2 separate regions of the Homo sapiens genome follow, and region 2 is linked to region 1. Evidence: read pairs that join two places in POLR2A ChIA-PET (ENCODE). Cell type or tissue: Panc1. All regions are shown on one strand. Each heading gives the region's core, and the rest is flanking DNA. Links, peaks and the distances in the headings are about the cores only. Region 1 overlaps F2RL1 (F2R like trypsin receptor 1). Region 2 has its middle 7.8 kb from the start of AGGF1.

Region 1 (4,395 bases), core at 231-4,230:
AGGCAGATGGAGCTTTCCTCCCACCTTAAAACTAAATTGATTTTAATAAGAAATACAGTGTTAGCAAAGCTTTTCTGCCCTCAGGGTGGGTCTTTGCTCACTCGCTTTTTAGCCGGTCCTTCTGCGTGCCCCTCAGGTGGCTGCAGGGCCGATTTGGGGTTTGATTTTCTTCCCAAAGCCTCACTCCAAAAGACTGCCTCATAGAAACGAACTCAGCCGAGATCACAACCTTCTCAGGGTACAGGTGAAGGACACTGAATTGAGGAGGCAAGGCAAGGAAAACACTTGGAAATCAGGGCTTCTCTTTCCCTTTACAATAGTAATTGATAATTATTTGGGTAAACATGCTTAATATGTGTCCTCACTGCATCGTTAACTCCTGGAGGCAGGGGGCCCTACCATCCTTTCCATCACGTCTAGCATAGTCTCATCACCTACGGGACCTCAGTAAATAGCAAATGAATGAAGTGAGGAGTCTTGCCCAGAGTACCCTGGCTGGTCCATGTGGTGTTCATTTCAGTCAGCTTCTCTCTGCCACTTACTTATTTTTTTCCACCATGTTACAGGCCTAGGTCATTCCATTTATCTTTTGGAGACTGGAACTTCTGTTTTCTTTATAATTGGTTTGGTGGTTTTTTTTTGTTTTTTTGGTTTTTTGGGTTTTTTTTTTTTTTGACTCTCATTCGGTTGCCCAGGCTTGAGTGCAGTGGTGCAATTTTGGCTCATTGCAACCTCCACCTCTCCCGGGCTCAAGGAAGTCTCCTGCTGCAGCCTCCCGAGTAGCTGGGACGACAGGCACGCACCACCACCCCCAGCTAATTTTTGTATTTTTAGTAGAGACAGGGTTTCACCATATTGGTCAGGCTGATCTCAAACTCCTGACCTCAGGTGATCCACCCACCTTCAGCCTCCCAAAGTGCTGGGATTACAGGCATGAGCTACTGCGCCCTACCTATAATTGTTTTTTAAATTATAAAAACAATATGTGATCACTCGAGGGAAAAATGAGCCAAAACAAAAAAAGGAAACATTTAATTAAATCACCCTGAACTTCAGTACCAAAGTAGCCACCGCTAATATTTCGGCTTATATATTTTCCCACTCTTTATTACATCCATGCACAAAATATGTATTCACAAATACAGAAAATATGTTTGTGCAAGTATGGGATTATATAAGCACATCAGTATCATGTCAATACATATAAAACATTTTTAATGACTCCAAAATGTTACAGAAGGATGCATCAATTTTAAAATTAGTCCTTTGTTGATAGACATGTGGTATTTCCATTTTTTTTTTCCCCCTGAGATAGAATCTCACTCTGTTGCCCAGGCTGTAGTGCAGTGGCACGATCTCGGCTCACTGCAACCTCTGCCTCCCAGGTTTAAGTGATTCTCATGCCTCAGCCTCTGGAGTAGCTGGGACTACAGGCGCACACCACCACATCCAACTAATTTTTGTGTTTTTGGTATAAACGGGGTTTCGCCACGTTGGCCAGGCTGATCTTGAACTCCTGACCTCAAGTGATCCACCTGCCTCAGCCTCCCAAAGTGCTGGGATTATAGGCATGAGCCACCGTGCCTGGCCAAAGTTTTGTAATATGACAGAACACTGCAATGAACTGGAAGATAGGACTTTAAATTTGATCCTTTTGCTTGCTTTGTAGTTACTAAATAACCTTGATAGATGATGTTTTAGTAAATCTGTATTTGACTTTCTTATGGTTTTATTAGCTTGGCAAGTGTTGAAGAAAACAGTTCATTCTGAAAGAACACTTCTGAAAATGTACTAAAAGTTTAGCTAGGGAGGGGCACCCCACAATTGAAACCTTTATTTTTCAGTCTGTGCTCCCAAAGATTGGGAGCAAAAAAGGACATTTGGGGTGAGGGGATCATAGAGAAGAGAGGGTGAAAGGAAGAGAACTAATGCAAGTAAAGTGCTTGTTTTACACTTGGTTTGATGGGGAGGTTGGGCCACAAGAGGAGTATACTTAAAATAAAAATTAAATTAAAAGTTTTAGGCCAAGCGTGGTGGCTCACGCCTGTAATCCCAGCACTTTGGAAGTCAAGGCGGGTGGATCACAAGGTCAGGAGATCAAGACCATCCTGGCTAACATGGTGAAACCCTGTCTCTACTAAAAATACAAAAAATTAGCCGGGCATGGTGGCGGGCGCCTGTAGTCCCAGCTGCTTGGGAGGCTGAGGCAGGAGAATGGCGTGAACCCGGGAGGTCGAGCTTGCAGTGAGCCGAGATCGTGCCTCTGCACTCCAGCCGGGGCAACAGAGTGAGACTCAGTCTCAAAAAAAAAAAAAAGTTTTACACGCAGATTTTCCCAAAATTGTGTAAATCAGAAGGGTCTAAAAAAAAGTGAAAATCTCTCATTCTTTCTGGTCTCCAATCTCAGCACAACTTCTCGGGTTTTGTTTGTTTGGTTGGTTGGTTTTTTTTTTTTTTTTTTGAGATGGAGTCTCGCTGTGTCGCCCAGGCTGGAGGGCTGGAGTGCAGTGATGTGATCTCAGCTCACTGCAACCTGCGCTTTCCAGGTTGAAGTGATTCTCCTGCCTCAGCCTCTCAAGTAGATGGGATTACAGATGCGCGCCAACACCTCCAGCTAATTTTTGCATTTTTAGTAAAGCCAGAATTTTGCCATGTTGGCCAGGCTGGTCTTGAATTCCTGACCTCAAGTGATCCGCCCGCCTTGGCCTCCCAAAGTGCTGGGATTATAGGTGTGAGTCACTATTCCTGGCCATCAGCTCAACTTCTCTATGCACAAATGATTTATAGGAATAGAAGGAGCATACCGTACTGTACATACTGTGCTATGATTTATTTATCTTTTTTACCTAATCGATTCATAGTCAGTTTATAGAAATCTGTACAAACTTTTTTTTTTTTTTTTTGAGACGGAGTCTTGCCGTGTCGCCCAGGCTGGAGTGAAGGGGCGCTATCTCAGCTCGCTGTAAGCTCTGCCTCCCGGGTTCATGCCATTCTCCTGCCACAGCCTCCCAAGCAGCTGGGACTACAGACGCCCGCCACCATGCCCGGCTAATTTTTTGTATTTTTAGTAGAGACAGGGTTTAACCGTGTTAGCCAGGATGGTCTCGGTCTCCTGACCTCGTGACCCACCTGCCTCGGCCTCCCAAAGTGCTGGGATTACAGGCGTGAGCCACTGCGCCGACCCTGTACAAACTTTTATAGGGGGGTAATTGAACTAGTCCTCCCCACCACACCCCCCCCCCCTTTTTTTTTTAAAGAGACTGGGTCTGGCTGTCACCCAAGCTGGAGTGCAGTGGCAGGATCATAGCTCACCCCCAGCTAATTTTTTTTTTAGACGGAGCTCCCAAGTAGCTGGGGCTATGGCTAGGTTGCCACTATGCCTGGCCTGAACTACTCCCCTCTTCCCGCCCATCCCCGAACCCCAGATGAAGTCTTGCTCTGTCACCCAGGCTGGAGTGCAGTGGTGTGATCTCAGCTCACTGCAACCTCCGCCTCCCAGGTTCAAGCCTCCCAGGTTCAGCCTCCCAAGTAGCTGGGATTACAGGTGCCCGCCACCACACCCAGCTAATTTTTGTATTTTTAGTAGAGACGGGGTTTCACCATGTTGGCCACGCTGATCTCAAACTCCCGATCTCATGATCCGCCCGCCTTAGCCTCCCAAAGTGCTGGGTTTACAGGCGTGAGCCACCCTGCCAGGGCCTGAACTACTCCCCTTTTTGATAGATGTTGAAATTAACATTGTTTTACCATGCTAAACAATGTTCCAGTGAATATTCTAGTACATAAAATAGCTTTGTGCACTTTAGCTGGTAGGTGCAGGGCAAATTCCTAGAAGTAAATTGCTAGGTCATATGGCAAATACATTTAAAATTTTGATATGTTTTGCCAAATTACCCACCAAAAATATTATATCAATTTATATTCCTTTGAGATACAAAATTCAAATAATATAGAGAGGTGTAAAATAAAAAGAAAAGTTCTCTTGTCCCCAGCTATTCTACTCCACAGAGCCAGCCACTTTTTATTGTTTGGTGGATATCCTTCTAGACTTCAGATTTTGCAAATTGTACATTATAATTTTTTTTTTTTTTTTTTTTTGAGACAGAGTCTCACTCTGTTGCCAGGCTGAAGTGCAGTGGCATGATCTCGGCTCACTGCAACCTCTGCCTTCTGGGTTCAAGCGATTCTCCTGCCTCAGCCTCTGGAGTAGCTGGGACTACAGGCGCGTGCACTACACTTAGCTAATTTTTGTATTTTTTAGTAGAGATTGGGTTTCACCATGTTGGTCAGGATGGTCTCGATCTCTTGATCTCAGGATCCACCCGCCTCGGCCTCCCAAAGTGCTGGGATTACAGGTGTGAGCCACCATGCCTGGCCAGTTTCTTTTTTCAATTG
Region 2 (4,395 bases), core at 329-4,328, 200 kb after region 1:
TTCAGACATCTGTCCATAAGTAACTCGGGTCTTCCTGTGCACTTAGTGGTCTTTCAACTTAATTCAGTAGCATACGCTCAACCCTTACTATCATGGGAATGTGTTGGTGGTGCTCAATACACAGGGATTCTGTTCAGTAATCATTTTAAAAATAAATTTTATTTCTAGGATAGTTTTAAGTTAAAAGCAAATTTTACTACTCATTTTGAAAAGTCTGACTCAAATGGTAATCTGCAAATGTAACCAATTGCAATTTGCATCAACCCATGTAGTATATATATATGTGCATGCACATACACACACAACCAGTTACCCTCTTCTTTCCACTATCATTACAACTTCTTCTGTATATCACTTCTTGGTTAATATTTGTCAAAGGGGAAGGAGAAAAGCCCAAAACTTCAAAACACACCAGGAGCATTTTTATGTCATACTGGTTGAAAAATATTCACAAACATTTCTTTCTTTTTTTTTTTTTTTTGAGATGGAGTCTAACCCTGTCACCAGGCTGTAGTGCAGTGGCGGGATCTCAGCTCACCGCAATCTCCGCCTCCCGGATTCAAGTGCTTCTCCTGCCTCAGCCTCCCGAGTAGCTGGGATTACAGACACGCACCACTACGCCCGGCTAATTTTTGTATTTTTAGTAGAGACGTGGTTTCACAATGTTGGCCAGGATCGTCTGATCTCCTGACCTCGTGATCTGCCCGCCTTGGCCTCCCAAAGTGCTGGGATAACAGGAGTGAGCCACTGTGCCCGGCCCTTGTTTGTTTGTTTGTTTGTTTGTTTGTTTTTGAGACGGAGTTTCGCTCTTGTTGCCCAGGCTGGAGTGCAATGGTGCGATCTTGGCTCATGGCAACTTCCACCTACCAGGTTCAAGCAATTCTCCTGCCTCTCAAGTAGCTGGGATTACAGGCACGCGGCACCACGCACGGCTAATTTTTGTATTTTTAGTAGCGACGGGGTTTCTCTATGCTGGTCAGGCTGGTCTGCAACTTCCGACCTCAGGTGATCTGCCAACCTCGGCCTCCCAAAGTGCTGAGATTACAGGCGTGAGCCACTGTGCCCAGTCTCACAAACATTTCTTTACCAAATTTCTGGTAAGTTTTAAGGTATTAATTGCTGGAGACTTGTCAATTAATACAACTGTCTTTTGTGGCTTTACAATAGGGATACTGAGACATTCATCAGTTTTAGGCGATTTTGTCATTGTGTAAACATTATAGCGTGTACTTACACAAAGACTTACACAAATCTAGGTGGTATAGCCTACTACTACACACCAAGGCTACATGGTATAATCTGTTGCTCCTAAGCTATAAGCCTGTACATCATGTGACTGTACTGAATACTGTGTAAACATAGAAAAGTTAATGCATTGTGCTATGACGTTACAGAGGCTACAACATCACTAGGTGATAGGAATTTTTCAGCTCCATTATAGTCTCATGGGATCACTGTCATATATATGGTCCATCATCAACTAAAATGTTATTTGGTGTATGACTGCACTTGACTTCTGGGGAAAATGTTGGAGGACATAAAACTTTCACTCTGAGCCAACTGATATATTTCTTAACTGAAAGGTTTCCTAGGTCATTCACACAGAGGAAGAACAAAAGATGGTCAAGAAGAACCCTGCATGTTCTCAAATCTTCCACAGCTAATGGAAGTAGCACCAGGAAGCCAGAGGTTCTTAAACTTACTCTTATTTTATCATAATGTCAGCAATTATTCCTTCAGTTGGAATTCTCTTAAAGTGTTCCTAGAGGACAGTACAGTAAATGCTTCACCTAAAAGTTAGGTTAGTAAAAATTACTAAGATGTTTAACAAAGTAGAGATGTTTAACAAAGTAGATAAACTACATTAAAAAAGACTATGTCATTTAGGCATTACATTAGGCTGAATGAAATAAAAACCCTGCTATGGTGACTTAATCAAGAAGAAGTTCAGAAACAGGTGGTTCACAGTGACATTAACATCCCAGGATCCTCCCATCCTTCTGGTTTGCTTTCTTTAGGGTGTGGTGTTCATCTCACAGTCAGGAAGTGGCTTCTCCACCTTGAGCATAATGTCCATCTTTCAGGTAGGGAGAAGAAGAAGAAAGAGAAGGGCAAAAACAAAAGACTGAATCTATCTTTTTTAAACAGGTGATACGGTTTGGCTCTGTGTCCCCACCCAAATCTTATCTTGTAGTTCCCATAATTCCCACGTGTTGTGGGAGGGACCTGGTGGGAGATTATTGAATCTGATCATTTTAAAAATGGGAGTTTTCCTGCACGGTTTCTCTCTTTTGCCTGCTGACCTCCATGTAAGATGTGACTTGCTCCTCCTTGCCTCCTCCCATGATTGTGAGGCTTTCCCAGCCACGTGGAACTGTAAGTCCAATTAAACCTCTTTCTATTGTAAATTGCCCAGTCTCTGCTATGTCTTTATCAGCAGTGAGAAAACGGACTAATACAACAGGAAACTACAGCTTTTCCAGAAACCTTGCCTGTAGTCTACTACTTATACCTCATTGGCCAAAACTTTGACATATGGTCACCTAGCTGCAAACAAGAGTGAGAAATGTAGACTTTAGCTAGGTGTATTGCTACCCAAAACGAAATTCAGGTTCTCTTGTCAGAAAGAGGAAAATATGGCTGTTGGGTTGACAACTAGCAGTGCCTACCACAAAAACACTTTTTAAAATTGCAGCCAGAAAGGGCTTAACTCCCAGGAACCTTGGAGACTGTGAGAAAATGAAATAATTTAATATTTTGAACATAATTATTTACAGCCCCAGGCTCATGTTCAGGTTCAGGCTGAGGGCAAAGATATGACCTTTGCTCCCACCAGCAGGCAATTAGACATAGTTGAGCAAGGGCTAGCTTGAGTGATTTTTAAAGAACTAGGCAGGCACCTTCCTGCTTATGCTGTAGGATACCTGAAAGGCACCAGCAAGCAACGAACAACCTCAGAAGAATTTAACAATGATTGCTGATTTTTGTATTTGGTATCCAATTTTAACACTAAAAAATTCCTGTTGGAATGGGCCAGTTGCATTCAAAAAAGCACAGTTCAAATAGCCAAAAAAACTTTTTAAAATAAAAAATCCAAACTGACTTGGCATTTCTTGAGAACTATTAAAAGGGCATCATTTCGCACTGCCCAGTAACCCTTCTTACATCCCTTATTCTCTCCTCTCCCATTCACTCACGCATTTTGTTGTATCTTACAAAAATATTAATCCATAATGAACTAGAATTTTTAAAAACATCCTCACCACAAAGAGTTTAAGTACTGCTCTAGTATGAACCATTGATTTTGCCTTCTAAAGACCTAGAATTGGTCCAGTGGGACAGACTGTCCTTTGAGAGTTCGAATTCTTATTATTAAGGGAGAGTAGAAGGGAGGAGGACTTGGGAAGATTCGTAACACAGCAATGTTTTAACTCATTATACCATCATAAAAGGAAGGTACAAAATGTAAGAATTTTAGCTGGGGGTGGAGAATAGTGTCTTACTTAGCTTCCTCGGGCTTCCTTTACCATCACTCCAGTGTTTTAATGTTATATCCCCCCATTTTTTTCTTGGGCCTCCAGGGGAGGAAACGGGTAATGGTCAATTGACCAAAAGTAACATGGGGCAATAAATCAGAACTATTGAAATGCTATGGTTCCCCCAGATATTCTCCTGTGGCATCAAAAAGTTGAATCAGGTAAGGAAAAGTTGGCTACCCACCATATCCAATATAAATTATGACAGGTGGATATTAATTAAATATAAATTGATGACACTCTAAAAGAAATTGGACATAAATCAGCTTTTATTGAATTGACAATATTCTTCTGTTGTGGAATATTATAATATCTCAGGCATTTGAACTCCAGCCTGATTCAATTCATAGGCTCCTGGAATGGCTCTAGATCAGATTGAGTATCAATTAGCTATTGCTGCATACTAAACACCCCAAACCTCAGTGGCTTTAAACAACCATCCTTCATTATTTCTCACAAGCCTAGGGGTGATGTGTGGGCTGGCTGATCACCACCACCAGGCTTGCTAATGTGTCTGAGGGTTTCCTGAAGTCTCTGCTCTAGCCTGGACTTAGCTGGAGCATCTAAGCTAGGAGAGGTCTGCTCCCTGTATTATTCATCTTTCTCCTGAGACCAGCACACATGCCTGGGTATGTTCTTCTTGTGGCAATGGCAGGAAATCCAGAGGGCAAGCAGAATCACTAAGGCCTTGGGACTTAGGCTTAGATGTGTCACTCTTCTGGCACATCACATCATTCTGCTGACCAAAGCAAATCACATGGCCAAACCAGCTCAAAGGTGAAGGGGAGATTCTTCCCTTTTAGTGAGGAAAACCACAAAATCACATGTCAAAGGATGAGGAAGAAGACCGATAAAGAAC

What was found. Peaks named below come from ENCODE experiments on the same cell type or tissue, not always from the same donor. Only the 100,000 strongest peaks of a DNase experiment are listed, where the experiment ranks them.
Region 2: POLR2A ChIA-PET joins it to region 1 with 9 read pairs; 4 of 35 experiments call an interaction of 5 or more read pairs at or near these places.

Annotation. Positions count from the first base shown.
Region 1 is chr5:76,820,928-76,825,322 of GRCh38, forward strand. The region is part of intron 1 of F2RL1 (F2R like trypsin receptor 1); the gene reads left to right. Among named protein-coding and RNA genes, the nearest start is that of F2RL1, 4.1 kb to the left of the region's middle. In Panc1, for the core only: no CTCF peak of the experiment used is centred there; no DNase peak of the experiment used is centred there; H3K4me3 peaks cover 1,687 bases; H3K27ac peaks cover 2,351 bases.
Region 2 is chr5:77,020,392-77,024,786 of GRCh38, forward strand. No RefSeq gene overlaps it. Among named protein-coding and RNA genes, the nearest start is that of AGGF1, 7.8 kb to the right of the region's middle. In Panc1, for the core only: no CTCF peak of the experiment used is centred there; no DNase peak of the experiment used is centred there.